3 separate regions of the Homo sapiens genome follow, and regions 2 and 3 are each linked to region 1. Evidence: chromatin loops called from intact Hi-C (ENCODE). Cell type or tissue: heart right ventricle. All regions are shown on one strand. Links, peaks and the distances in the headings refer to the core of each region. The heading gives the core; the rest is flanking DNA. Region 1 holds the start of RNASE7 (ribonuclease A family member 7). Region 2 overlaps RNASE4 (ribonuclease A family member 4). Region 3 overlaps LOC100507513 (a long non-coding RNA gene).

Region 1 (10,174 bases), core at 1,228-9,227:
CGGGTCACAGCTGGTGCCATTCCTCCTGCTGGTAGAGTTAAGGTGGTTGGGGGCAGCAGTGGGCCTGAAGTGGCTGTCTGCCACATCCCAGAGCCTCCAGCATTCCCAACCCAACAGTACTTTAGAGATCATCTCACCCATAACCAAGTTCTCATGACCCAGAAAGAGGAGATGCTTGCCCAAGGCCACCCAGACAACCAGCCACCTTCAGCCAGCCCTGCTCCCCTGGTCCACCACAGAATCTCAGCCTCTGCAGAGTCCGTGAGCTACATTTGCAGAATAAGAGCTCTAACTGGTCCTTGGGTGAGAGACTCTTCCCAAGAGTCCTTGGGCCCCTGGCACTCCTGCTAGTAAAAAATGCAGAGAAGAAAGAAGGAGCAGGCTGACCTGACAATTCTCTGGCAGCTGGGAGGAAGGACAGGAGCTGAAGATAGCTGGGTAGGGACGTGTATTCTTCTTGCCAAGGCCAAGACAGTCAAGAGATGAGGAGAGGCTAGAAAGGTTTCTAGGTAAAAATCAGTCTGGGAGGAGGGAATGTCCCCGAGTTTGATGAGCCCCTGTGCTAAGAGGGTTGGATGGGTGGGAGGAAAGAGGCATTACTATCTGGTCTCCTCCTCTACAGTGTCATTGGAACACTTACTTCCAATCTCCTTGCCAAAAGTTCCTAAGTGCCTGGGCTTTCTTTGATGTTTTCTCTGTTCCATAGCCTGTGCTCTCGTGGCAAGGTGAGTAGGAAAGCACTGTTATGTTTCTGAGGAACAAAGTGCTTCTTATTCCTGACCCTCAGAGAACAGAGCATTCGCCACTTTGTCATCCCACTCACGGGAGCCCAGGAGGGCATGTACTCAGGGGCCTCCCACCAAAGTGCTGGGCTGAGAATCAAAGACCTCCATGTGGACTCCCCACGGTCCCTATCAGCCTTACTCCTGTCACACCCACAGCCTTCACCTGTGACCTCAGGCCCTGTCAGAGTTTGAGCACTACTGGAAATCTCTGCATGCTGACTCTGAAGCCTCAAACTTGGCAGTTTGGATTTGAAAGCATAACCTGAACATGAAAAGCTGTGGATGCCAGAGCCTGGCATGATCCGTTTCGTACTGTTGGTTGATCTCTGAGTGGTTTGCCATGCTGGGGAAAGGGCCACGCTCCTATCTTTTTCATCAACATCTTCCCTTTCATCAGAATCAAAGAGCCAGCTCCCTGGAAACTGCTAGCTCTTGCCCTTGACTTCCACAGGTCACTCAGCCTTGTTAGTCTGCAAGGTGTCTTCCAGATTTGGGGCCTCCTCTTAGGAGAGCCTTTTTACCTTTGCTGGGCAGCAGAAAAGGGGAGTCAGAACACAGAAAGCTGAGTGCTCCAACACCCTCAGTATAGCTCAGGAGGAGGGAGTAAGGCCGCAGAGAGAAAGATTGGTGTTCCTCATGTAGAGCCCCCTAAACTGGCACTTTCTGACAGCACAAACCACAGTCCAAAATGGAATCCATCCTCCCCATAACTTGTTTCTCTTCCTGTTTTGTCAACTCAGTTTCCCTGGTTACCTATGCAAGAAACCTGAAAGTGATCCTAGACCCCTCCACCTCCCCAATCCCAGCTACGGGGAGGCGGTCCTGCATGGTGGTTAAGATCAAGGCTTTTGAGTGAAACAGACCAGGAATTGAATCCTGCCTCTGCAGCTTACAAACTGCACACCATCTATCTGTTTACGAAACCACTGAAAGCTTCCTTGTTTCATCTGTTCATGAGGATAGTATTTTTTACCTCACGGCAGTATGAGGATCCATTAAGATGTATATCAAGAGTTTTTAGACCAGTGCCCGGCACATGGTGAGTCCTCAGTATGAGCCTGAGTCCATCAGTCACACAGCCCTGACAATCTTAAACTTTTCCCAAGCCCATCTCTTCCATTCTTATTTCTTCCTCAGTGGATGCTCTCGTCTCGCCTGGACAGCACACACACTCCAACTCCAGTAAGACTCAACTCAAATATATCTCTTATACAACTTCAAGAGAAAAAGTGTGATCCCTTCTTTCGTCTAAAAGTCTGCAATAGCTTGTTTCTCATAGGGTAGGGGTGCCCAGTCTTTTGGCTTCCCTGGGCCACATTGGAAGAAGAATTGTCTTGGGCCGCACATAAAATACACTATCACTAACGATAGCTGATGAGCTTAAAACATGCAAAAAAATTCATAATGTTTTAAGAAAGTTTACGAATTTGTGTTGGGCTGCATTCAAAGCCATCCTGGGCCACATGTGACCCGCGGGCCATGGGTTGGACAAGCTTGTCGTAGGGTATAGTCCAAACTACATCTCACAGGACATAAGACTTCCCATGATCTTGCACCTGCCCATGTGTACAACTGCATCTGCATCCCTGCCTGCTTCCCACCTTGTCCCCCACCTCCTCTATGCCCTATCTGCTGCTGTCTCCTCTACCTGGAACCCTGCTGCTGCACCGTTCCTCGCCCCCATCTATTCCATGGTGCTAGCTCATAGAAAGACTCAACCCAGAGGTCCCACTTAGAAAGCCTCTGCTGGGAAGACCTCGCCAAGGAAGTGGGCACCGTCAAGCAAGTGAGGATAGAGCCCACATGGGCAGGTGGCTCATCTGTATTCTTCAGGCTGCTCAACAAGACAACACTGAGCGGGTGCCAATGCAGGGTGTCGCCTGAGCCTGGCTGACTCAGGCCTTTGCTTTGAGGAAGCCAACCACATTGTGGTCCCTGCCTTGAATCATGCCACCTCTTCCCTGGTCCCTCAAGGCTGCAGCTTCCCTGAGAATAGAAAGGGACTTTTTATACCTTTTGTTCTTCCTCTTCCTTCATTCCCCAGCCACCCATCACCGCTCTTCGCTCCCCCCACCCAACACCACTCACTTCTGCCGCACAATTACAGAAACTGAACAGCACATTATAGAGGAAAGCATTCAGGACTTAAATGATTTAATGATGATGAGCCTTCGGCTTCCCAACTGCAATCCTGGTGATCTGTTCCCTAAAATCCTGTCCTAGAGGTGCTGATGCATAAGATTACTTCATCCATTCTGACAACCTCATCATGGTGTCATGTGCTCCGTAAGCCTGAGATTAGTGGGATTGTTACCCCATTACACCGGGTTTTACATACACAAGCATTTCCCTAGGGATGAAAAACTAAGTTCTAGAGTGACAGTGGCTTGCTCAAGGTCATATGTCTAATTCAGTAGTTCCAGGGACAATTGGATAATGTCTGGAGACATTTTTGGTTGTCACAACCAGGAGTTGCTACTGGCCTGTGGCCAGGGATATTGCTGAACATCCCACATTTCACAGGACAGCTCCCATAACAAAGAATTATCCAGACCAAGATGTAAATAACACTGAGGTTGTGAAGCCCTGGTCTAAATAATTAGCTAATCAAATTTCTTAACCAAAGCAGACTTACTTGTATCTTATGTATTAAAAAAATGATAAACATCTGGGACATCAAAATATTTTTGTTAAACAAATGTTGATTGTAATGGTGCTGATTCTACCAGAAAAATGTGTATTGATAGTTCACCATTGAAACAATAACTGAGTTGTTTTTCCTGTAAAGATGACCCTCTGCATGTAATCATTTACACATTCTCTCCCTTCCCTCCCCAATGGTAAGCATTTATAGAACAACTGGCTAGGGTGGCAGGTGCAAGGGTGACTCCCTATGACTGAGGAGAACCCCAAAATTTTGCTCTGAGTGGGCTCACCATGATCTCATTGGCATTATCTTTTGCCCTGTCCAATTCAAGTTGCTCAAACAATATACTGTGTCATGGACAGTTCCTGGGCTGTCCTTGAACCTGAAGGATTGCCTCAGCCATCTCAACCTTCTTCTCATAGCATCACCTCAAACCCAGGGCTGAAGTCTAGAAGCCGCATTGTCACTTCCTCATCTGTTAACCATCTCTGTGGGCTGGAGGCAATCCCACCTCAGACTGGGATCATTCAGGAGCAGACGGAATGCCTTCTAAAAGTTGAATCAGTTAGGGTCACTTATATGCAAGGCATTATGCTATATACTGTGAAATGTGCAAAAGAAATGTAACGGGTGGTCCTCATCTTGTGGGAATTGACAGTCTAAGAGAAAAATAATACATACACATGAAGAAATAACCAGTGATTCAAGGCAGAAAATTATACATTCTGAAGACAGTAAATGCTGTAGGAATTTAGAGGTGAGAAAGATGTCTCTGAATTGGGAGGGTCAGAGAAAGTTTTCCTGAAGGGTCACCCTGGCTTGGAAATGGATCTCATGGTGAAGTTAGAAGTTCAGTGGAGATAAAGAGGATTATGAAAGACATGCTTGAAAAATGGGGGGAAACCGGTCTGGCTGGGGTTGAGGCACTCAGTGGGAGAAAAATCAGAGATAAAGTTAGAAAGACAGGTTTGCCCGATTGTGACAGACCCTGATTACCAGGCTAAGGAAATGATACTTTGCTCTGTAGATAAATGGGGAGCTGGGAGGGCTTGTGAGACAAGGCCCCAGTGAACCCCCAAATCAGTTTCCTCTTTCCTCCATCCTGGCTTGTCTAAACGCATTGGTCTGGGAGCCAAGGATTCCAAATTTCTGTCAGTGCTGCCTCCTCCTGACCCACAGCTGTTCCAGGAAAGGTCATGGGAATTCAAGGACCTGAAGAAAGTCCCACATCTGACCTCAACTTGCTGTATGTTTCACTTTCTCAGTCTACAAAAATGAGCCCATTACCTTTATTTATCAAAGGACCAACAAAATTAGGATAACAGAACTTGGATCTGCTTTTGCTTGGAAGGGAACTCTCACGGGCTTTCCATTGGTATCCAGAGGCTGTGTGGAACTCCGGAAGGCAGAGAGGCTTGGCTCTGAAGGGTAGGCACCAATCCAGGCCCGGCCCTCCTCTCTCCCTTCCCCCTTCACTCCCTCCCAGCACAGGCGAGAGGAAGCAGCAGCTGTTGTCCTGTGGGGAAGACAGGCAGAGGTCCACCTGGCACTGTTGGGATTTTCACAACACCCGCCCCAACTTAAACACACACACAACAGCCTAAGGAGAAGCTGGGCCAACAGAAGTGACTTCGACGATAGAATGAGAAGGAAGCAGGGGTAGAGATTGCTGGTGTAAGGGACTTTTTCTTCCCTTCTGTCTTCTCTCCCACTGTTTTGTCTTCTGCTCTTGCTCTCTCTCTCAGAGTCTTTCTTCTCCTCCTGTGAAACTCCTGAACCAGTCCCTGGCCTGATGCCTGAATCTTTTTGTTCTTCCTAAACTTGTCCCCCTTCCTCCATCTTTTTCTGTTGCCCCATGAATGCAGTGAAGCCAAAATAGCAAAATCAGCCTACCAAGTACAAGGTGAAGCAGATCTTGGAAGCTGGATAATTTGGGCACACAAACAAAATCACCTCCCTTATCCAAATAATTGAGGCAAAACAAAGATTTCAGTTGAATTGCACGTATGGTAGGTACGACTCAATTTCGATTTTCATGTGCAAACTTAAAACCTTACTCTCTTTTCCCTTTGGACTGAAGCAGCAGGGCCATGTTTATTTCACTTTCACACAGTCCTAAGGCAGCCTTCTACGCAGCCCAGCATACTCGAGTTGAAGAGCAAACTAGGATAATTATAATATCAGGAAAACACAAGTGTAGAGGGAAATTTAAATCATGGCTTGAAAACATCCCACTCTAGGATAATGAGAAGTAGAAAGGAGACCAAGCTAGGCATTCAAATGAGCTTGCAGCCTTCCATCCAGCCTCCACTCCAAAGGCTAGACTGGCCTGTGCTGATACACATTTGATACACAGCCTGGTTTAAACCGTGGATTTTATCTCCTAACATTCATGTTTCTACGGCAGCAGGGGCATAATTCTCTATCCAGAACTTCTATCCAGAAGTTCAGCCTGCAAAGTTTGGGATACCTTAACAAAGAAGTGAACAGCTGCTCCCCCAACCAAGGCCTCGCTGAGGACAAACCAGAAGAGCCAGAGGCCTGTGTGAACTTGTTCTTGATTCTCTTTTGCCATCTAGTGGCATTTCTCATCTCCAGCACCACTTTTGCTTCTAAAGATCCTTCATCCTGACCCCCAACCCACAGCTGTGCTGTCCAGCTACTAAAATAATGTCCTCCTGGCCTCAAAACAAACTCCCCATCCTCCTGACTTAGAATCATAAATTCTGGACCAGAACACAAACTTTATGATCAGGATGGGTTGTGCGACTTCTCCACAGTTATAATCCACACAACAGCCAGGTAATCCTTTAAGCTGACACGTTCTTTATTCATCTACTTAGAACCCTTCCAGGGTTCCCTACTGTGCTTGGAGTAAAAGCCACAGGCCTTCAAATGGTCCGTAAGTCTTCCCAATGACCTGGTCTCTGGTCCCTCTCTGAACTCTCAGTTACCTGCTCCAGCCACACTGGACACACTGCTGTTCCTCCAACACCTCAGGCATCTGTCTGCTCTGGGGCTTTTGCAGTGCTAGTCTCTTCACTTGGAACATTCTTCCTCCGGATAATCACAAGTTCACTCTTATCTTCAAGTCTCTGCCCCAGAGTCAGCGATTTCAACGATGTTACGTAAAATTACTGACCACCAACCCCTATACTGTTCTACTTTTTTCCCTAGCCATTATCACTTTGAGCAAAGTATACGTATTTTTTTTTACTGTCTTTCTCCAATGGAATGTAAGCTCTACAAAGGCAGGGACTTTTGTCTTTGTTTTTTGTTGTTGTTTGTTTGTTTGTTTGTTTGTTTTTTGAGACAGGGTCTCACTCTGTGACCCAGGCTGGAGTGCAGTGGTGCAATCATGATTTTCACTGCAGATTTTATCTCTCAAGCTCAAGCAATCCTCCCTCCTCAGCCTCTGGAGTAGCTGGGACCACAGGCATGCACCACCATGCCTGGCTAATTTTTCAAATTTTTTATAGAGACAGGGTTTCGCCACATTGCCCAGGCTGGTCTTGAATTCGTGGCCTTAGGCAATCCTCCTGCCATGGCCTCCCAAAGTGCTAGGATTACAGGTGTGGGCCACCGTACCTGGCCATTTTTGCCTTTTTTGTTCAGTGATATATCCCAAGTATCTTGACACTTAGTAGATGCTCGATAAATGTTTGTTGACCACATGAATGAAGCATGCCCAAGATTCTGAGATTGCCTACTACTTACAGGTAAATTCTGAAAACAAAAATATTCCTCATCTCAGTTTTACAGGCCTTCTCACCCACAGAGGGTGATGCTTCTCTGCCTTGGTGTCTCGGTTCTCCTGAGTGTCATATTCCAAGCTCACAAGAGCTTGGAGTAGCACTGACCCAGATGCTCCACACAGCTGTAACCACCACAAGGAACAGGACATACAAGGTGAAGGAAGCACTAAGGCAGGATGTCGAGAGCAGCAACAGCATTTTAAACACAAACATTTGGGCAGTATTAAATTTTTGCAATTTTCAATAAAAAAGGGAGGGAACAAGTGAAATTGAGAGGTGTTGGCTGCCTTCTCCAGCTAAAGCCATGTGGCCTTGGTTGGTACCTGGAACTGGAGAGGCCTGTGAATCATTGTGGAATGGCTTCGCTATTGGGGATGGTGCCAGGCCTCGTGACAGTGATGATTCATTCACCCACTTCCCTCGTGTCTGTTCCATCTCCTCCGAAAGATAACCAGTATCTCCAGATGACAAGGAACCAGACAAAGCATCTTTCTAGGCTGTCCTATCTGTGCCTCAGGTCAGAGAAGAAGCAACCCTTAACACCACAGTGATTGACTCTTCCCAGGATCAAGGGCCAGAAGTGTATATGAGAGGATATGAATGACAACTCTTCCTGAAATTGATTTCAGTTGACACCTGGGTCAGGTGCTCTATTAAAGAGTCATTAAAATCATGTGGCCAGGGAACAAATACAGTCTTCGAATGTGACGATTCAAGCTTCCTCATTGCTGAACATGTTTAGGCAGGTACAGGCATCCTTAGGTGTCCACGTATTTGGGACATGTAAGTGGAGAGGCATGAACCTGATTCATTTCCTGATCCAGTGATGCTCCCAGCCCACCCCCAAACAGACACAGCGTAGCCCGGGCCAGCTCTTAAGGAGTTCAGGAGTGAGAAGAGGCCCTCAGAGATCTGACAGCCTAGGAGTGCGTGGACACCACCTCAGCCCACTGAGCAGGAGTCACAGCACGAAGACCAAGCGCAAAGGTGAGGCTGTGGCAGGATCTGGGGAGGAGTGAGGACAGAGAAGGAGGGATGGGTTCTGATCCTGAGAGTACACTCAGGTGAGCGATAAAATGGATAAAGGAGGGACTGGATTTAGGGGAGATGAGGACACGCATTGGGGAAAGGGGAGAGTGATGTTGGGGATGGAGGCAAAAAATGAAAAAGAATGGGAACACAGACGAGATGGGAATCGGGAGAGGATGAGACACAGACACAGGAACATGGAGACACAAAAGGGATGAGACTTAAGGGAAAGGGGAGAGGACAAAGAGTGACAGGCAACAGGGACAGAATGAAGGGAACAGAAATACAAGATGAGAGATGGGGCCACAGGGTTGTTGTTGGGGCTGCAGTGGATGTGGACACACAGAAGAAGAGGCAGAGATGAGACACAAAGTGAGGAAAGGAGACAACCGAGTAGGGAGATGGGTGACTAGCTCATATGAGCAGGTATAAGAGGACTAATTTCTCAACTGAACACCTCTGTCCCAGCGACCCCTGCCCTCCATCCTGACTGCTCCTCCTAAGAGAGATGGCACCGGCCAGAGCAGGATTCTGCCCCCTTCTGCTGCTTCTGCTGCTGGGGCTGTGGGTGGCAGAGATCCCAGTCAGTGCCAAGCCCAAGGGCATGACCTCATCACAGTGGTTTAAAATTCAGCACATGCAGCCCAGCCCTCAAGCATGCAACTCAGCCATGAAAAACATTAACAAGCACACAAAACGGTGCAAAGACCTCAACACCTTCCTGCACGAGCCTTTCTCCAGTGTGGCCGCCACCTGCCAGACCCCCAAAATAGCCTGCAAGAATGGCGATAAAAACTGCCACCAGAGCCACGGGGCCGTGTCCCTGACCATGTGTAAGCTCACCTCAGGGAAGCATCCGAACTGCAGGTACAAAGAGAAGCGACAGAACAAGTCTTACGTAGTGGCCTGTAAGCCTCCCCAGAAAAAGGACTCTCAGCAATTCCACCTGGTTCCTGTACACTTGGACAGAGTCCTTTAGGTTTCCAGACTGGCTTGCTCTTTGGCTGACCTTCAATTCCCTCTCCAGGACTCCGCACCACTCCCCTACACCCAGAGCATTCTCTTCCCCTCATCTCTTGGGGCTGTTCCTGGTTCAGCCTCTGCTGGGAGGCTGAAGCTGACACTCTGGTGAGCTGAGCTCTAGAGGGATGGCTTTTCATCTTTTTGTTGCTGTTTTCCCAGATGCTTATCCCCAAGAAACAGCAAGCTCAGGTCTGTGGGTTCCCTGGTCTATGCCATTGCACATGTCTCCCCTGCCCCCTGGCATTAGGGCAGCATGACAAGGAGAGGAAATAAATGGAAAGGGGGCATATGGGATTTGTGGACACAGCTGTTTCTGTTCCTGAACTAGAAGTCTTCCCCAGCTCTGACGTGGCAGTGAGGTGACCTGAAGGAAAGAAAAATATAAATAAATACCACTTCATATTTGTATAGAATCCTCTAATCCCTTGTGACATAGACTTGACAGGGATTGTATGCCTTCTTTATGGATGAGGAAATTAAGGTTTTAGAAAGCTTAATGAATTAAAGAGCTTGTCTAATTAGTTAGTAGCAGAACCTGGACTTGAACCTAGGTCTCCTTGCTCTAAATACAGTGTACCTTCTACTCTACCAGTTGCGCAAGAAAGAAGTCACTGTTACAGAGGCAAGCGGTGAACTAGGTAAGAGTTCACTCATGAAGAAACGAGTGCTCTGAAGAGCCAGTTACCCTGTGTTGGCTGCAATAAAGGTCATTACCTCTCTAGCCAAGAGATTGTTTATGAGGTGCTCTGGCATTTTATTCCTTCTCTCTCTTCCTCTCTAACTGCCCCTCCCGTTTCTCTAGACCACTGCTCTTCCAACCTAGGCCCTGGACCTGGCTCTGGCCAGATCCCCTTGGCCTGAAGACATAAGGTAAAGGGAGTGTCTGAGCTTCATCCCCCAGATCCAGGATCACATTTCCTTTGACCTTAAGGGAC
Region 2 (9,884 bases), core at 34-8,033, 340 kb before region 1:
GTTCAAGTGATTCTCCTGCCTCAGCCTCCCAAATAGCTGAGATTACAGGCATGCACCACCACACCTGGCTAATTTTTGTGTTTTTAGTAGAGACAGGGTTTCACCGTTTTGGCCAGGTTGGTCTTGAACTCCTGACCTCGGGAGATCCGCCCACCTTGGCCTCTCAAAGTGCTGGGATTACAGGCATGAGCCACTGAGCCGGGCCACTTTTTCCTTATCAGTCAGTTTTTACAAGTCATTAGGGAGGTAGACTTTACCTCTCTGTGAAGGAAAGTATGGTATGTTGATCTACAGAGAGAGATGGAAAAATTCCAGGGCTCGTAGCTACTAAGCAGAATTTCCAAGATAGGCAAATTGTTTTTTCTGTCAAATAATAAGCTAATATTACTTCTACAAATATGAGACCTTGGAGAGAAGTTTCCAAGGACCAAGTACCAACATACCAACAGATTATTATAGTTTCTCTCACTCTTACACACACACACACACATATACACATATGTAATCCAGCATGAATACCAAAATTCATTCAGGGTAGCCACCTTTTGTCTTAAGCGAGAGATAATTTTGATGTTTGAATGGAATGCTCCCAGGATATTCTCTTGTCATGGTTATTTTATATAAAATTCAAAAACCAATTACATTATTTCCTCTGTAATCTTTTACTTTATCAACTAATGTCTGGCAAGTGTGATGTTTTGGGGAAGTTATAGAAGATTCCGGCCAGGCGCTGTGGCTCACGCCTGTAATCCAGCACTTTGGGAAGCTGAGGCGGACAGATCACGAGGTCAAGAGATCAAGACCATCCTGGACAACATGGTGAAACCTTGTCTCTACTAAAAATGTGAAAATTAGCTGGGCGTGGTGGCACACACCTATAGTCCCAGCTACTCGGGAGGCTGAGGCAGGAGAATCGCTTGAACCTAGGAGGCGGAGGTTGCACTGAGCCGAGATCACGCCACTGCACTCCAGCCTGGGCGACAGAGCGAGACTCCATCTCAAAAAAAAAAAAAAAAGAAAGATCCCAGTTTATCCCAGTTTATCCCTTATTCTTCCTCAATTCTCAAGATTTGTTTTTAAGTTAACATAACTTAGGTTAACACACTCTTTGTAAAATACACTGTTCAATCTACAGACTCAGTGGTTAGCTTCCTGTTAACTAATTTCTGTTGACAGGTACTTGGATATTTTATTTAGAAAGTGGTTGCCAATAAATTAGTTATAAGTCGCCAGTTTCACTGCCTTGTGAACACATAATTATTGTGGTCTCAGTATTCCCTATGGTGGCTTCTCCTGCTCCTGGTATTGCCCTGAAATGGGCCAAAAGCCGTGGCTCCCCAATACTCAGGTTATAGAACATTGTCCAGGTACCACCTAGGAGAGCCCAGCCTCACTGAAAGTATTCAAATTTAGGAATGGGTTTGAGAAGTAGGTAGCTGGTATGTGCTTAGCACAAGAATCTCTCTTCCTTGGGTTAGTCTGTTTCAAAACTGAAAACACTGTCATTCCTTAAGAAAATAGGAAAAAGTATTCCAAACCTCTGTCACTAGAAAATTTGCCATATTACCAAATCTCAAAAACCTCTCAGGAAATGAGAAAGTCCCAGTTTCTGGTAAACTATTTGGGCCCTTTTCTCAAGTTCTCCAACCAGTGCTATTTCCTTGAGGTGAGGCAAAGTTACTCAAGATCATCGCTGCCACTCAAGGCCTTGATAGGGCAAGTGAAAGGCATGGACCATTATTATATTGATCACAGCATAAGCTGTGAAAACCCACATCTTCTCCAAACATCTGCTTGGAGCATTATCATCGCATAGTTTGCTCTGGTGTTCAGGGAAATCGCTGTTTCATAGGAAATCACATGGCAGTGGGATGGGAGTGTTTCCTGACCTGCCGATGGTACTGGCACCTGAGCAAGCATTCCTAGTCCTTTTTGGTCTGGGCCTCTTGTTCTATCACAACCACAAGCTGTTTAAAATAAAACGTCAAGTCACAGGCAGGTCATTTTATCCTGCGTGAATCAATTGAAGAATTGAAGTCCTGGTCAGCTGTGATTGTTGGCTTTGCAAGGAAAAAGAAGGAACACTCCAAAATGCTAAATGCTTTGAAGAATAGTGACATGCAAGGAAGAAAATTCCATGCAATTTGGAGAAGAAACATTTTTCTAGGAATCTAGTAGCTGAGATATTTTATAGTTTAAAAACAGACTTCCAATATCTTGAGAATACAGTTAGCTCTACGAAATAAAGAGGAGTCAATAATATATGCAACTCTGTAGTCATTCATTATTTTATCCAGATTGACAGAAGCAGAGGAAACCAAGAAAAATGGAAGTGGTAAAAAAAAAAAAATGCAGTAATTGCCAATATTTACTGAGCATTTACCCTGTGCTAGGCCTTGTTATAGGCGCTTAGATTGATTTTCTTTTCATAACATCCCTAAGAGGTAGGTATTACATGCTCATTTTGCTTATGAGGAAATCTGCTGAGAGAGATTAAGTAATTTTCTCATGGTCACAGCCTCAGTCTTTTAGACCACGGTGTCAAAAGAAGTTCTTACTGTGAGTCAGGGTGGTGCAGTGGAGAAAGCGTTTGGGGAAAATCCTGACCCAAAAGTGTGCGTTGGGATGATGTGGAGATCATTCAATTTTCTCTTGTAGCTACAGCTTTGAGATGCACCCATTGGTATCCACACTGGCCTGCTGTCCTCAAATATTTCTCTATGTCTTGTTTACTTGAGTAGTGCAGAAAAGCTGACGTCCTGGGTCTGCTCTCGCATGCATAGGTGAGGTTTTCTCTGTAGCTAGTCATCTTGCTAAACCATATTTTTGGTCACAAAGAATCAGGATGAGAGAAAGTAGATAAAACCATGGAAACTCGAGGTGCCACCGGAAGAGCAAACCAAAGTATATTGATCTGCTGAAGCTATAATCCAAGTACTAAGTATACCTTCAGAAGTTGTATGCATTGTTCTTGGGGCAAAAAGGAAATCAAACATCTGCCCTTCCTCCCACAACCTCTTTACTTCCCTCTCTTCCTAACACTGTATCTCACATCTACAGCTGCAGGCACACAGATATGACATACAGCTTGATATCTTTATGTGCAAAGGCAAAAGATGGCTATGGATATAGGAGGTGGCATTTAAAAGAACAATATCCATGTTTGATACTGCTTTCATTATCAATAATGAAAAGGTAGCCTTTCAGCAGAACAAAGTAAGGTACAGGTCGTTTGGAAGCCATTTCAGTCATTCACACAGTGTGATCCACCATTACGAAGCAGAATTTGAAATCAAAAGACAATAGTACCCATATACATCAAACTAGGAGTTCAACTGGGGTCAGTCCTTGGACTGCACATACAGAGTTGGGCTGCCTGACTCTCAAAACATTGCCCTTGCTAATTTGCGTTGCTCACTTCCTATTGAATCAGGGATGATTTTTCTTTGCTGTAGTGAATCAGCCCTGCTACACTGCAAGAATCAAGCCGATTCACAATTCACATCAATTCCAGGAGTGACGGCCAGATGGCAGCATCTGGCTAGTCAGTTGGTGAGTGAGTCCACCTCCAGTCTTGATTAAACTCTGCTGCTGGGAAGTAGCAATTCTGAGCATAAATGTCTTTGATATCCTGAATATTTTGGGTGTGGGATGAGAGAGGCAGTAGATAGTGGAAAGAGCACAGGGTGTAGACTAAGATAGGCCTGGATTCCTTTCTTTAATCTGTCAATGAAAGCAATGAATGTTCTGAAACTACATGGCAATGCTTTTTTTGTTGCCACTCTGGCTTTTTTTTTTAATGCTATAAAATATATGCCTATTTTTCACTGCCAAGAGGTGACAACACAATGATGCTGCAACCAGAGAAGACAGACAGCTACCAACAACTATTGACAAGACAGAAGGAACATCAAGAATAGATGCAAGACAAAGCAATGTATCTCCATGGCCTAGATTTTTTAGGTTATGCATAGAAACAGCAAGGAGAAGAAGACACAATCCAAGTTTTCTTTTGAGAATATTGTGCTGTTTAAATTTATTTTTTAAACATTTCTTAGCTTTTCTTATTAGTCAATTTCATAAGCCTGGGAAACATCTTTACTCTATCCATTTAATTGCATTTGTTCATTAGCTTACTCATTTCACTTATTAGTTCATTCAAACAGTAGCTATTATCAACTGTCTTCTAAGAACTGTAACTGGGTATTCTGGTTTTGCTTTTTTTTAAAAAATAGAATTAAAAGGATTTCCAAAAGGACCTGATTTTACATTAGAATTAGAATAATACATTTTAAATTAATGTATAACATATATTATTCTAGAATTAGAATAGATTTTAAATCACATTAGAATAATAGCCACATGACAAAAAAGAAAAGAAAAATAATAAAATTAATGACAAAGAAAAACAATAGTCATGTGAGAGGAAAGGCAAAGCCTAAATATTCCTCTGTCCTCTTCCTCCACCTAGATTCCCAGATGTAAGGTATTAAAAGTAGTTTGTAAACTTTCTGTGACGTATGCTGAGTCTATCCAAACTGTCGGGAATTGGAGCCTCCCGGGAACCAAACACTCCCCAAAGATCATACACCTACGGAGTTCCCCCAAGAGACACACAACTGCAGTTTCATGTAGGTTCACCTTTTCTCTCTTTTTATACTCTGTCCACACAAACCTGGCAGCCACGCAGTCAGTCCCTGCCCTGTGTCATTGTACTGGCCACAGCAACTTCTCTCTGTAAATGAGAAAGGTCTTGCTTTCAGAAAAGATCATGTTTGCAAACTACTCACTCTTGAGGAAGAAGGGTGGGAAAAGTAGCAGAGATGAGTGGGGAGATGGTGCATATAAGAAGGAGGAAAGAGGAGACTATGGAGTCAGGATGCCGGCTTGCTATTCTCAACACCTTTTTCCAGTGCCCAGTTCTTACCTTATTTCTCCTGCCCCTTGCTTTCTTTTCTAGGCACCTCTAAGATACTGATGGCTCTGCAGAGGACCCATTCATTGCTTCTGCTTTTGCTGCTGACCCTGCTGGGGCTGGGGCTGGTCCAGCCCTCCTATGGCCAGGATGGCATGTACCAGCGATTCCTGCGGCAACACGTGCACCCTGAGGAGACAGGTGGCAGTGATCGCTACTGCAACTTGATGATGCAAAGACGGAAGATGACTTTGTATCACTGCAAGCGCTTCAACACCTTCATCCATGAAGATATCTGGAACATTCGTAGTATCTGCAGCACCACCAATATCCAATGCAAGAACGGCAAGATGAACTGCCATGAGGGTGTAGTGAAGGTCACAGATTGCAGGGACACAGGAAGTTCCAGGGCACCCAACTGCAGATATCGGGCCATAGCGAGCACTAGACGTGTTGTCATTGCCTGTGAGGGTAACCCACAGGTGCCTGTGCACTTTGACGGTTAGATGCCACCATGTAGGGATTATCGCGAGTGGTTGACCTTACACTTACTCCTTAAATAGCAGTGAGTAATGCATTTGAGCTGTCCCAGGCTCTGTCTCCTCAGCTCATTTCCTACTCTTTTTCTCTATATAACTCATTCTATTAAATACATTGCACCAAAGAGATATGGAGACATAAACCTGTAATGAATGAGGCTGGGCTTTTCTGTAATAAGCTTCCTTTTATAATACTGGTCAGCTTAGCTCTCTCAGATCCTATCCTGTGGAATTTAGTTATTATGTGTATTTATGTAGTATTTCAAACATTTCAAAATGCTTTCATCTATGTTTATCACATTTTAATACCACAGCACTTATAATGATGTCACTACATATAGAAGCTCAAAGTTAAGGGATTTGCTGAAGACTGTAAAGTTAATGGAAGAATTGAGACAAAAATCCAGTGTAGCTGGCCACTTATCCAGGGCTTTTTCTACTTCATCACAAGGAATGTTTTGAAAGTGTCTGCTTTTTTTATCCTTAAAATTCACCTGTCAGGGAGGCATTAAAAATTTGGAAATGTATGCCAGCAAAATGTGAGCTCTGTATTTTTTGGCATTCTTATGTTTGGGTTTAATAAGATTAAGAAAATGATACTGGGAATTTTCTTTTTCCTGAAACTTTGAATCACCCTAGTAAGTCAAAGTACTAAAAAATGTACTAGATCATTAAGACTTATGTGCTCTTACTGATTGAAAGATTTTTTATGTTTTCCTTGTAATAAAGGACCTAAACCGAAGGTACCTGAGAAGACTGTGCTATGGTATTATTTTTTTTCTCTGACTTTTAAATTCTTGTTTAGTTTATAAACATGCATGCACCTTAATAACCTCATAAACTCTGGTCAAAGACTAATGCCTATCAGATCCATGACCACAACACAGAAGATTTGTCTCATTTACTCCAGAGAGAATGATTCCTCTCAAAGACAATTCTCACAGCTCTTCCTTCTCCCTTAGAATATTTAGAAGCAAATTAGGGAGCTGTCAGGTCTCTGAGCCCAAGCCTGCACGTATACATCCAGATGGCCTGAAGCAACTGAAGAACCACAAAAGAAGTGAAAATAACCAATTCCTGCCTTAACTGATGACATTCCACCACTGTGATTTGTTCCTGCCCCACCTTAACTGATCAATTAGCCTTGTGACATTCCTTCTCCTGGACAATTAGACTCAGGAGCTCCCCACCAGAGCACCTTGTGACCCCCGCCCCTGCCCGCTAGAGAATAACCCACTTTGACCGTAATTTCCCACTACCAACCCAAATCCTATAAAACTGCCCCACCCCATCTCCCTTTGCTGACTCCTTTTTTGGACTCAGTCTGCCTGCACCCAGGTGATTAAAAAGCTTTATTGCTCACACAAAGCCTGTTTGGTGGTCTCTTCACATGGACGCGTGTGGCATTTAGTGCCGAAGACCCAGAACAGGGGGACTCCTTCAGGAGACTGGTCCCCTGTCCTCGCCTTCACTCCATGAGGAGGTCCACCTATGACCTCAGGTCCTCAGACCAACCAGCCCAAGGAACATCTCACCCATTTCAAATTGGGTAAGCGGTCTTTTCACTGTCTTCTCCAGCCTCTCTTGCTACCCTTCAATCTCCCTGTCCTTCCAATTCCAGTTCTCTTTCCTCTCTAGTAGAGACAAAGGAGACGCATTTTATCCATGGACCCAAAACTCAGACACCAGTCACGGACTCGGGAAGATAGTCTTCCCTTGGCGTCTGATCATTGTGGGGATGCCTGCCCTGATCATTCACCCACATTCCATTGGTGTCTGATCACTGTGGGGACACCTGCCATGGTCATTCACCCACATTCCCTTGATGGCAAGTCAATCGCGGGATGCCTGCTTTGGCTGATCGTCCACGTTATAGCCCAGGGCTGCTCACCACCCCCTTTGCTGTGTCTCTACCTTTCTCTTTAAACTTACTTCTTCACTGTGGGCAACCTTCCACCCTGCATTCCCCCTTCTTCTCCCTTAGCCTGTGTTCTCAAGAACTTAAAACCTCTTCAACTCACACCTGACCTAAAACCTAAATGCCTTATTTTCTTCTGCAATACCGTTTGGCCCTAATACAAACCCAACAATGGTTCCAAATGGCCAGAAAACGGCACTTTTGATTTCTCCATCTTACAAGATCTAGATGATTTTTGTCGAAAAATGGGGAAATAGTCTGAGGTGCCTGACATCCAGGCATTCTTTTACACATCAGTCCCTCCCTAGTCTCTGCTCCCAATGTGACTTGTCCCAAATCTTTCTTCTTTCTCTCCTGTCTGTTTCTTCAGTCTCCACCCCAAGCTCTGAGTCCTTTGAATTCTCCTTTTCTACAGACCCATCTGACCTCTTCCCTCCTCCCCAGGCTGCTGCTCACCAGCCAGGCCAAGCCAGGTCCTGATTCTTCCTCACCCTCTGCTCCCCCACCCTATAATCCTTTTATCACCTCCCCTCCTCACACCTGGTCCAGCTTACAGTTTCATTCCATGACTAGCTCTCCCCAACCTGCCCAAAAATTTCCTCTTAAAGAGGTGGCTGGAGCTGAAGGTACAGTCAAGGTTAATGCTCCTTTTTCTTTATCCAACCTCTCCCAAATGAGTTAGCATTTAGGCTTTTTTTTTTTTTTTTTTATCAAATATAAAAACCCAGCCCAGTTCATGGCCCATTTGGCAACAACCCTTAGACACTTTACTGTCCTAGACCCAGAGAGGCCAGAAGGCCGTCTTATTCTCAATATGCATTTTATTAGTCAATCCACTCCTGACATTAACAAAGCTCCAAAAATTAGATTCTGGCCCTCAAACCCCACAACAGGACTTAATTAACCTCGCCTTCAAGGTGTACAATAATAGAGAAGAGGCAGCCAAGTGGCAACATATTTCTGAGTTGCAATTACTTGCCTCCACTATGAGAGAAGCCCCAGCCACATCTCCAGCACACAAGAACTTCAAAATGCCTGAACTGCAGTGGCCAGGTGTTCCTCCAGGACCTCCTCCCCCAGGATCTTGCTTCAAGTGCTAGAAATCTGGCCACTGGGCCAAGGAATGCCTGCAGCCCGGGATTCCTCCTAAGCCATGTCCCATCTGTGCGGGACCCCACTGGAAACCGGACTGTCCAACTCGCCCAGCAGCCACTCCCAGAGCCCCTGGAATTCTGGCCCAAGGCTCTCTGACTGACTCCTTCCCAGATCTTCTTGGCTTAGTGGCTGAAGACTGACGTGGCTCAATTATCTCAGAAGCCTCCTGGACCATCACAGATGCTTTCGGTAACTCTTACAGTGGAGGGTAAGTCCATCCCCTTCTTGATCAATATGGAGGCCACCCACTCCACATTACCTTCTTTTCAAGGGCCTGTTTCTCTTGCCTCCATAACTGTTGTGCATATTGATGGCCAGGCTTTTAAAACTCCCCAACTCTGGTGCCAACTTGGACAACATTTTTTATGCACTCCTTTTTAGTTATCCCCACCTGCCCACCTCCCTTATTAGGTTGAGACATTTTAACTAAATTATCTGCTTCCCTGACTATTCCTGGGCTACAGTCACACCTATTCCCACCCTTTTCCCCAGTTCACATACTCCTCTTCTGTCTCCCTACCTTAATCCACAAGTATAGGATACCTGTGCTCCTTCCTTGGTGACCGATCATGCACCCCTTACCATCCCTTTAAAACCTAATCACCCTTACTCCTCTCAATGCCAGTATGCCATCCCACAACAGGCTTTGAGGGGACTAAAGCCTGTTATCACTTGCCTGTTACAGCATGGCCTTTTAAAGCCTACAAGCTCTCCTTACAATTCTCCCATTTTACTTGTCCAAAAACTGGACAAGCCTTACAGGTTAGTTCAGGATCTGCACCTTATCAACCAAATTGTTTTGCCTATCCACTCTGTGGTGCCCAACCCGTACACCCTTTTGTCCTCAATAAATTCCTCCACAGCTCACTATTCTGTTCTTGATCTTAAAGATGCTTTTTTCACTATTCCCCTGCACCTGTCATCCCAGCCTCTCTTTGCTTTTACCTGGACTGATCCTGACACCCATCAGCCTCAGCAACTTACCTGGGCTGTACTGCCACAAGGCTTCAGGGACAGCCCCCATTACTTCAGTCAAGCCCTTTCTCATGATCTACTTTCTTTCTGTCCATCTGCTTCTCACCTTATTCAATATTTTGATGACCTTCTACTTTATAGCCCCTCCTACAAATCTTCTCAACGGGACACCCTCCTGTTCCTCCAATATCTGTTCTCAAAAGGATATCATGTATCCCCCTCCAAAGCCCAAATTTCTTCCTCATCTGTTACCTATCTCAGCATAATTCTTCATGAAAACACACGTGCTCTCCTTGCTGATTGTGTCCAGCTGATCTCTCAAACCCCAGTCCCCACCACCAAACAACAACTCCTTTCCTTCTTAGGCACTGTTGGATATTTC
Region 3 (10,174 bases), core at 1,433-9,432, 170 kb before region 1:
GCTGTGTATGATTCGTTTATGTATTTATAAAGGATGCCTCGTTCCCCACTAAAGTGCATTTGTTTTGATAGAGGGTTTTCACTCCACTTGGTCAAATTACAAATATGTTGTTATTAAGAAATTTCATAACTATGTTTATGTAAAATGTGGTTTTAAATGTAATTTTTGAGAGAATTTATTTAAAAGGGAAAAACATGCTTATATGTGAAAAGTGGGTAATATAAACATGTTGCTTGTTTTTGAGAGAAAGTCTGTGGAAGAACTAATGAGAATCTAGGCTAAGGCTCCTATAAACTTCAATCTCTAGTGAGAGTTTTATCATAAAGTCCAGGCAGCTGTGCTGTCATTGAACATTGAGCATCAGTATCCCCATATCTCTAAAGGGGAATGCTAAGCTGAGTTTTCTGCAGACCACGACCACCAGCTTTTGAGGTAACTTTAGCCTCCTTATGCAGAAATGAGGAAGAAAATCTTGTAGGTGAGGATCAATGATGCACTAGCTGGGCATCAGTGGCAGCCTGACAGTAAGACACTGATTGTTCCTCTTAAGTTGGTGTATGTCTGTCACTATTACCCTACACATTAGCTTGCTCCCTGCTAGCTTATTGACAGAAACAAATGTAAATGCTGCATTAATCAAGTGTATATGTGTCATAAATATTTTCTCTTAGTATGGCCTATACTTTGAAATCCTGAACCTAAGGGTTTTGGGTTTAACCTTTGGTTATCACTCAAAATGAAACACCTATGTTTTCTTGTAGATCTTGTCCAGAATGGCCTGCTGAATCCTTGAAAGCCGTAAGAGAGACGTATAGCAACCTATTCTGAATCAACTTGTTCAATCTAGCAATTCTGTCACTCTAAGAGAATCTTCTCAGCCTCGTACTCCTTTCTTGGACAACCACTACTTTAAAAGCAGGATCATGTTCAATGGCATTCTGGCAATACAGATGTCCATTAAGTAGAAATGCACAATGTCTACTTGTTGAATATCTAATTGTTCTCCAAATTTATTAACAGGATCTTCTATCTTGATAGGAAAAAAAAATTCATATTTTGAAATCTATCTATCTATCTATATAGATAGATAGATATATTTTCTTTCTGAGAATATATATATTTTTTCTTTTTGAGATGGAGTTTTACTCTTGTTGCCCAGGCTGGAGTGCAATGGCACAGTCTCAGGTCACTGCAACATCCACCTCCTGGGTTCAAGCGATTCTCCTGCCTCAGCCTCCCGAGTAGCTGGGATTACAGGCACCTGCCACCATGCCTGGCTTATTTTTGTATTTTTAGTACAGACGGGGTTTCACCATGTTGGCCAGGCTGGTCTCAAACCCTTGACCTCAAATGATCCACCCGCCTCGGCCTCCCAAAGTGCTGGGATTAGAGGCGTGAGCCACTGCACCTGGCTATATATATATTTTTAGAACTCCTTCTTTCCACAGTGTAGAAAGTACACATTACAAAGCTCAGTCAAATGCCAGGAACTTAAACATCCACACATTAGCATAAATTGTTAATTAATTTCTCAAAAAAAGAAAAAAATGCATCTCACTTGAATTCCAGGGAATCAACCTAAAGTATACTGAGATTCCTAAACTGAACCTTAAAACACAAGACACAGAATCAAAAGTCAAAGAACAAAAGGAACATTCTTCAGCAGGAGATAGGGAGCTGGTTTTAGAAACAGGTGGAGATCACCGAGTCTCAGCATAAGCAAAAGCAACACAGAAACCTAGGCTTTTGAAAAATGTCTAAAATACAGCAAAAGAGAAGGCATTCGAATGTTTTTGTGTAGTAATAGCAGGCTACTAATACAGGAATACAGACTATATTAATCCATGACATTTCAGTGAAACAATAAAAACAACTCTTTGGACATCCAGAAACAAAGGATGTTTTATCTAGTTAACTTTTTTTTTTTTTGAGACAGGGTCTGGCTCTGTCTCCCAGGCTGGAGTGCAGCAGCCCAACCTCGGCTCACTGTGACCTCCACCTCCTAGGCTCAAGCGATCCTCCCACCTCACCCTCCTGAGTAGTCGGGACTACAGGCGTGTGCCACTACGCCCGGCTAATTTTTGTATTTTTTGTAGAGATGGGGTTTCACCATGTTGCCCAGACTGGTCCCAAATTCCTGGACTTAAGTGATCCACTCACCTCACCCTCTCAAAGTGCTGGGATTACAGGCATGAACCACTGCCCCTGGCCCCCTTTTTATTCATATGTGAAGACAATAGAAAGACATTCTTCCATCACTAATATTTACTTAATTAACATTTCTGAGTGCCTTTGATATGACAAGCACTATGCTAAGTGCCATATAGGGAGAGGTGAACAAAACAGACAGGTGCTTGTATCCTAGAAAACTTTGCCTCTGCACACCTTGCTTGTGATAATAATTATAGGGCATATGCCAAACACTGAGCTATAAATCTATGAAGGAAGGATGTTGCTTACTTATCACAAGTGATAACCAGTGATACCAGTATCTATGAGCCATAGAAAAAAAGATTGCCTATTTCCCTGACTAGCTCAGAGGGATACAGCTTAATTCAGAAGATAAAACCTTTTCTTTTTTTTTTCTTTGAGATGGAGTCTTGCTCTGTCGCCAGGCTGGAGTGCAGTGGCGCAGTCTCGGCTCACTGCAACCTCCACTTCCCGGGTTCAAGCAATTCTCCTGTCTCAGCCTCCCGAGTAGCTGGGACAACAGGTGCACGCCACCACGCCCAGCTAATTTTTATATTTTTAGTAGAGACAGGATTTCACCATGTTGGCCAGGTTGGTCTTGATCTCTTGACCTCGTGATCCGCCTGCCTCAGCCTCCCAAAGTGTTGGGATTACAGGCGTGAGCCACTGCACCAAGCCAAGAAAACTCTTTCTTTATGGCAGCATTAGGCACCCCCAATAAGAGCCCACTCACATCATCATGATAGACAGAAACACTGCAGGGGGAAAAATGATCTTGCCTTTGGGCACCAGGACATTGGGACCTCCCAAGTAGTCTGCATCAGTGGATCATAAGGACCAACCATTTATCAAATCTGGGAAAGACAAAAGGCAAGCATAAGATTAAAAAGTAATGCAGGTCTTCGCCAGATGGCTCTGCTGCTTAATAAGTAAAATCACAATCACAGAAGGTGATAACCAAGGATAATTAGGTAAACGACCACACTCCATTTAATCACAGTTCAGAAGATCTTCCCTAATTTCTGCTGAAGTCTCTTCAATAATTTCACCTACCTCTGGAAGAAACTAGAGGACTAATGGGAAGAGTCCATTGGTGTTTATGTGGGAAAAGGAAGGTGCAAGCCATTTCAGCTCAAGGAAAGAAAGGAAGGGAGGGAGGGAGGAAGAAAGAGAAAGAGAAATGAGGAAAGGAAGGAACGGAAAAGAGAGAAAAGAAGAAAGGAGGGTAGAAGAAAGAAAGGAGGGAGGGAGGAAAGAAGAGAAACTGACTTTCCAAAGACACAGCTGAAGCAGCAGCTAAGAGGTAACATTATGAAAGTATGGGGTATCATTCTTCAGGATGCAGTGTATTTATTAAATCAGAGGCCTGTAAAGGGTACTGTGTTCCCAATAGGAAGAATACACGGATCCAGGAACCGAGAAGTAGAAGCAGGAGTAGCTCCACTTACCATCTCTCTGATTGACCCACTCAGATATGTTGTGCTTTCATTTCTGTAACTCTAGGCTCTGCAGGGTCAAAGGTCCAGGTCCCCAAAGAAGATGCACCCTTGCCAACTTACACAGAAAGGTCTCATTGAACTGCAAGCTACAGCTTTTCCCAGGACACTTTGGATTTCTCGTGTCTAGGGACCAGCAGACGTGAAGAGGAGTTGCCATACTGTCAAGGCTAAGTAACCTTGATTAGCAGGAGGGAGGTAGGGCTGCTTTTACCCAATAGAGGCAGAAAAGAATTTATGTAGAACCCAAGTAATCTACTTGGGTGCTTTCTGTTACTCCCATGCTCCATTTTAACTGTGAATGTAAGTGTGTAGCCACCTCAGCCTGAGAAAAATATGATTACCAAGGGCTTAACCCTCAGAACTGGTGAGAGGGTAAATAAGAATAAGCAACTAAGACCTAAGGGTAAAGGGAGATTAGAATACATAGTAAAGGAAGGAGTGGATGGGTGCTAGTTACAGCCCCAAGATCTGCGGCATTGACAGTGACTACAGTTTGTTTGTCCACAGTAAACTTCCTCTTAAGTTTCCCTTCAGGAACAGAGACTGGTAGGAAGCCTGGAGGAGTTGTCTCTTGAACCTGTCTGGGGAAGCAGATCTGTGTGGCTCAAGAGGTGGACCTGGCCAGGCACGGTGGCTCACACCTGTAATCCCAGCACTTTGGGAGGCTGAGGAGGGCAGATCACCTGAGGTAAGGAATTCAAGACCAGCCTGGCCAACATGGTGAAACCCTGTCTCTACTAAAAATACAAAAATTAGCTGGGTGTGGTGGCGCATGCCTGTAATCCCAGCTACTCAGGAGGCTGAGGAAGGAGAGTTGCTTGAACCCAGGAACCGAAGGTTGCAGTGAACCGAGATTGTGCCACTGCACTCCAGCCTGGGTGACTGAGTGAGACTCAATCTCAAAAAAAAAGACGGACCCATTCTAAAAAAGTTTCTACATGAGTTTATAAGTACTCGCTTCTGCATGTCTGAAAAAATCTCTGTCTAATAAGAGAGACACACCTCAAAAGTTTTATCAATAAAAAAGGTACAAAAAAGTCAGAATAAAAATAGGACATAAAATCAATGCTATAAATATTAAACAGATTATGAATAACTTTGTGCTAATATATTTGGGAACTTTAGACGAAATGGATAAATTCCTACGTGGGAAAAAACAATCTACCAAAGCTTTCTCAAGAAGAAATGGAAAAGTTAGCATCTCTTTAACCATTAAGGAAATTGAAACAGAAGTTTAAAATAGTTTGAGGCTAAGCCTGGTGGTGTGTACCTGTAGACCCAGCTACTCTGGAGGCTGAGGCAGCAGGATTATTCGAGATCAGGAGTTCAAGCCCAGGAGTTTGAGGCACCTGAGACCGAGTGTTCAAGGATCAGTTGAGACCAGTAATTCGAGGTATGCTCTGTGATTGCACCTGTGAATAGCCACTGCACACTAGCCTGGGCAACATAGGAAGACCCATCTCCAAAAAAAAAAAAAAAGGAAAAGAAAAAAGAAAAAGCAGTCTCAAAGAAAATAAGAAAATATCAGGACCAAACAGCCTTACATGTGAGTTCTACCAAGTATTAAAATAACATATAATTCCAGTTACAAAATAAAGAAGGACTACTCCCCAATTCATTTCTGGAAGCTAACATATAACCTAGATACCAAAATTAAACAAGGCAATACAAAAAATTACAGACCAATCTCATTCGTGAACATAAATGCAAAAAAAATTTAACAAAATATTAGCAAATTAAATTTAGTCATATATAAAAAAGATTATATCACATAACCAAAATGGGTTTATCCCAGGAATACAAGGTTGGTTTAGTATTCTAAAATCAACTAATCTAATTCACCCCATTAACTGATTAAAGAAATATGCTGTATAATCCCATCATTCAACGAAATTCCCAATCCATTCAAGAGACATAAACAGGAGCAGAAGGGAAGAAACTTTTCTAATCTAAAAATGGGCATCTACAAAAGATCCACAGCAACAACCAGACCTACCAAAATGGCCCCTTAAAGATTTCTTGAAGGCACTTTTATAGCGAGCATTAGGCTAAGTGCTGAATGTCAAGAACAAAGGCAAAACAGCTATACCTCCTGGCATCGGGGGAAGGAATGAAAGTAATAGTATCCAGTTTTGTCACTGGATTATTCCAAAAGGGTAAAATCCTCACGCAACTCTGTTCCACAGGCACCGGGCTAGTCAGTTAATGGACGGCTGCCCTAGAGTCAAGTGCCCTCCTTTGCTTCAAAACCTTGTCACCATTCTGCTGGAGTCACAGGGTAGAGAATATGAACACCTTTGGATGCTTCCTCTCGTGGATAAAATAACCTCCTTCAGAAGGGGATCGGTGATGTAATGGATTCCATGAAAGAAATAAACTCTTCTCCAGCGCAGCTGAACTGTAAAGCTCATAACACAAGTAGGTCCTCAGTGCATATTCACTTCCTTTCCTTCTTACCTGAGGTGCTGCAGTGTGAATCTGAAGGTGGCAGGTTCAACGTTAAAGTGCTGCAGTGTATGAAAGTTATGGTAGACTCAGAAATCTGTTCTTCAACAGTTAGACTGTATTTATGCTGGCTGGATTTTGTTTATTCACCTATTATCGTCTACCCGTGTCAGCAACCAAGAAACCTGCAGCCTGTCTCAAAGGAAACCAAGAAAGAAGTTTTGGACTCTTGTGCAGGAAGCTTGTGGCGCGGCGCCCCCTGCCGACCAATACGACGGCCACGGGAACTGGGAGACCACGAAGGCTCTGGGCCTGCGGAGTTGCCCAAGCTCCTCCGGCTTCTCCGGAAACGGCTTTTTCCGGTGACACCCCTGGAGCCACAGTGATTTGTTTCCCTAAAGGAAGCGGTTTCCCGCCAGGGTATCGTCCCTAATACCCTCCGAAGGAGCCCATTGAGGAGAAAGGCATAGAATGTCCCGCAGAAGGCAGAAGGACCCTATGATCCAGGAAACCTAGGGCCAGCCATCAGGAGGTTTTATGAGAGCAGCTGGTGGGAAGATCAGCCCCAGGAGAAGGGGATTGTCTAGCAGCTTGGTTGGAGCAAGTCTTTTCCCGAGTATTATTTCCGTAATTCAGGCTCCCTCCCACCAACCCTCCACTGCAGCCTTATCCTCCACCAAAAGCCCTGACACTGTGGCAGGGGTAGGGCACATGGGGTTGGTGGGGAACAGGCTGTAAGAAAGACGCAGGAGCCTGCGTGCAAAGGACGAAGCATTTACAAAGAAGACCTTGACAGTGCTGCACAGATTTGAAGGCGTAGGGTGCAAGTCATTCAGGTGCCGTTGTCAGGAGGAACCTAGCCATCCAGGTGAACAGATGCCCCCTTCTTGCAGCCCACTCGCATGGGCCTGGTGGACTCCTTCTTATTTTTGGTAGTGGCAGTGAAGAGGTCGGGTCCCTGTGCTGGCAAAGCAGTCAGTGACATTGACATCATGAGTACTGTTGTGGCAGCTGCACATGGAGGGGCTGTTGGTACAGGGCAGTGGTGGAGTTCTGCAGAAATCTGCTATGGTGGTCAGATTCTATGAATGAATGTGTGGATCTGCTCGCATTTACCCCTATAGATCAGCCAACGGCACCTCATCATCACATCACAGTATCGGTGGTGTCCTCTAGGGACCCACGACCTGGGGTTGTCTAAATGTCGTGTTGAGAAGGGCAGGGCTGGAATGAAGACAGTTACGTCCAAAAGGAGGAAAAGGAGGAGGGTCCACATCAGATTCATGTTTCCTGTGAAAGCATTTCAAAGAAGAGCAGAGTCAAAAGAACAAGCCACGGTCCCTTGTCCTGTTCCTAAGAAGTCTTGGCCCTATACTTAATGTTCCCAGTTCTCCCCTCCTGCCTTTTCTACACTTATTCTTTGTGTACTCTTGGCAACAAGTGTTCTCACATCCTTTTTCCACCTCCTTGTCAATAACGGAGATGACTACCGCCCTCTCAACCCTTTATGGGATTGTCCTATGTACAAGGTTATTTCCAAACCCCAAAGTGATTCTTGCTCCTTACCTAAGCAGACCAGTTAAACTAAAAACTTTCATCTCTGAGGTGTTTGCATCTATCAGTCCATCTGCTGCTCACCCATAGCCTGTGAGGTGAGGCAGGTATCATTGCCAACCCCTTTTTAGAGTGACCTAACTCAGAAGAGAATTGACAGATCCATATGACCTGCATCTTAGAAAATATTTTCACTTCCTTAAATACAAATGTCTGTTTAAACGCTGTTTTTAAAAATGTGAGCATTTCAATTCTAAGGGAGTAGAGTTTATGTTTCCCCCACATATTTCTCTGCCTCAAAATAAAGATTCCCAACTCTTCCATGTATAGAGCCCATCTTCCAGAAATGTTCTAATTCTTGGTGATCAGGGATTCTGGGTGACTGTGTGTGAGCCTTCTGTCTCTAGGTCTAATATCTGACTCTTTTTTTACATACCTGGTAGTTCCAAGAAAGGGTTTTCTGCAGAGCAGATGACATCCACAGAGATGGATATATCCCTCTCAGAGGTTGATACTCCTAGTAGAAATGGAATCCCCGTTGCCTCTCTCCTTCCTCTAATCTTGTAGAAATTTCATTGTGGATATTTTCTTCCCAGAGGTTAGGGTGCAGGCCGTATGGAAAACTCTCAGGCCTGTCAATGATCTTAAACAGATTGCCAGGTATTACTAATTTTATGCTTACTATTTCACACCTAAAATGTTCACCAGCATCACACAGAGTGCCTATGACATCACTGCAAATATGCAGAAACTTGGGGTTTAGTGTCTATCATAAGCTTGCTACTGGAGCTTGGCAAATCACCTTATCCTTCTACTCCTCATCACTAAAGTGAAGATTATAGACAAAAGATCTCTTTCAGCTCTCACATTCTGTATTTTTTTTATACATTACTGTGTGGGTTCATGTGTGATTTTGTATATGTGCATATTGGTATACACATGTTCAAGTAAGGAGAAATAATTAGTTTGCAAATTGAGTTTCCATTTGAGAATTGTTAATCTAATTAAGTGCAATTTTTCCAATTTTAAAACTCTATGATGGCTGGGCACGGTGGCTCACGCCTGTAATCCCAGCACTTTGGGAGGCCGAGGTGGGTGGATTGCCTGAGGTCAGGAGTTTGAGACCAGCCTGGCCAACATGGTGAAATCCTGTCTCTACCAAAAATACAAAAATTAACTGGGCATGATGGCAGGCACCAGTAATCCCAGCTACTCAGGAGGCTGAGACGGGAGAATCACTTGAACCCGGGATACAGAGGTTACAGTGGTCCGAGATTGCATCATTGAACTCCAGCCTAGGTGACAAGAGCAAGACTTCATCTCAAAAACAAACAAAAAAAAATTATGGGTATGTAGTAGGTGTATATATTTAAGGGGTACATGAGATATTTTGGTACAGGCATCCAATGCCTAATAATCACATCAGGGTAAATGGGGTATCCATCCCTTCAAGCATTTTTTCTTTATGCTACAAACAAGCCAATTTAAATCTTTTAGTTATTTTAAAATGTACAATAAAATTATTATTGATGATAGTCACCCTATATTTGTGCTATCAAAACTAGATCTTATACATTCTTTTTTCTTTTTGAGACCGAGTCTTGTTCTGTCGCCCAGACTGGAGTGTAGTGGCATGATCTTGGCTCAGTACAACTTCTGCCTCCTGGGTTCAAGTGAGTCTCCTGCCTCAGCCTCCCAAGTAGCTGGGATTACAGGCATATGCCACCATGCCCAGCTAATTTTTGTATTTTTAGTAGGAACGGTGTTTAGCCATGTTGGCCAGGCTGGTCTTCAACCCCTGACCTCAGGTGATCTGCCGCCTCAACTTCCCAAAGTGCTAGGATTACAGGTGTGAGGCACTGTGCCCAGCCTATTCATTCTATTTTTTTTTTTTTTTTTTACCCATTAACCATTAACTTCCCCCTCACCCACCCTCCAATGCTAGGCACTTTGAATCAAATAAAATGAAAGGGTGTTAGAATCAGCCTCAGAACCAAGGACTTTCTTAACTTCTCCTGTTTTGCCCCTAAGTGCAGGATGAAACTCTTCCTTTCTGAAGTTACCTTATCCAAAGCTCCTCCAGAAAGAACCCAGTGGACTTTGATCACCTCCCTGAGATTTTCTTAACCAGAGAAGATTAAACTCACAGCAGAAAGTGAGACTGAGGGATGTCACCACACCTAGGCAGACTTTGTCAGAAGCTGTTGTCTATTCTTTGTCATACTCCAAAGAGTTTCCAAAGAGTATAATTTACAAACTATGGTAGGTTCTTTGGGCCCATTCAACTCTCCTAAAAATAATTTCCTATTCCTCAAAATTGCCTACATTCCGCCATCTCTCTCTCTCCTGTGAAGAAGGGCATATAGATTCTGAACCTCACTGGGTTACTGGGAAGTCACTCTCTCATCATTCCCCCATGAATACAATAAACTTGCCTTTTTCTGCAGCTAATCTTCCATCGGTTAATTTCGGCAAACTCAAACCTT

What was found. Hi-C counts contacts between places; a loop is a spot of excess contacts. Peaks named below come from ENCODE experiments on the same cell type or tissue, not always from the same donor. Only the 100,000 strongest peaks of a DNase experiment are listed, where the experiment ranks them.
Region 2: a loop joins it to region 1, with 6 times the contacts of the local background. A loop is called at or near these places in 21 of 110 quality-filtered maps.
Region 3: a loop joins it to region 1, with 7 times the contacts of the local background. A loop is called at or near these places in 2 of 110 quality-filtered maps.

The regions. Positions count from the first base shown.
Region 1 is chr14:21,034,269-21,044,442 of GRCh38, forward strand. It overlaps RNASE7 (ribonuclease A family member 7), which reads left to right and starts at 8,094. Exons shown (of 2, transcript NM_032572.4): 1 at 8,094-8,174; 2 at 8,685-9,965. The coding sequence starts at 8,725. The coding sequence ends at 9,195. RNASE13 (ribonuclease A family member 13 (inactive)) reads right to left here and starts at 539. Exons shown (of 2, transcript NM_001012264.4): 1 at 388-539; 2 at 1-28. The coding sequence starts at 20. It also overlaps a transcript of NDRG2 not described here and a transcript of TPPP2 not described here. RefSeq lists a silencer at 4,870-5,034. In heart right ventricle, for the core only: CTCF peaks have their summits at 4,630 and 6,020 (motif pointing left); DNase peaks (open chromatin) are centred at 4,923 and 5,974; H3K27ac peaks cover 4,253 bases.
Region 2 is chr14:20,694,395-20,704,278 of GRCh38, forward strand. RNASE4 (ribonuclease A family member 4) reads left to right here. Exons shown (of 2, transcript NM_002937.5): 2 at 4,961-6,822. The coding sequence starts at 4,978. The coding sequence ends at 5,421. EGILA (EGFR interacting lncRNA) reads right to left here. Exons shown (of 4, transcript NR_174964.1): 2 at 4,928-5,104; 3 at 4,642-4,735. Among named protein-coding and RNA genes, the nearest start is that of EGILA, 7.6 kb to the right of the region's middle. RefSeq lists a silencer at 5,257-5,422. In heart right ventricle, for the core only: a CTCF peak has its summit at 3,518; a DNase peak (open chromatin) is centred at 3,507.
Region 3 is chr14:20,867,413-20,877,586 of GRCh38, forward strand. LOC100507513 (a long non-coding RNA gene) reads right to left here. Exons shown (of 4, transcript XR_110261.4): 2 at 8,125-8,331; 3 at 6,147-7,424; 4 at 2,823-3,044. Among named protein-coding and RNA genes, the nearest start is that of RNASE3, 19 kb to the right of the region's middle. RefSeq lists enhancers at 6,380-6,479, 6,590-6,639. In heart right ventricle, for the core only: CTCF peaks have their summits at 6,396 (motif pointing left) and 6,598; a DNase peak (open chromatin) is centred at 6,419; H3K4me3 peaks cover 838 bases.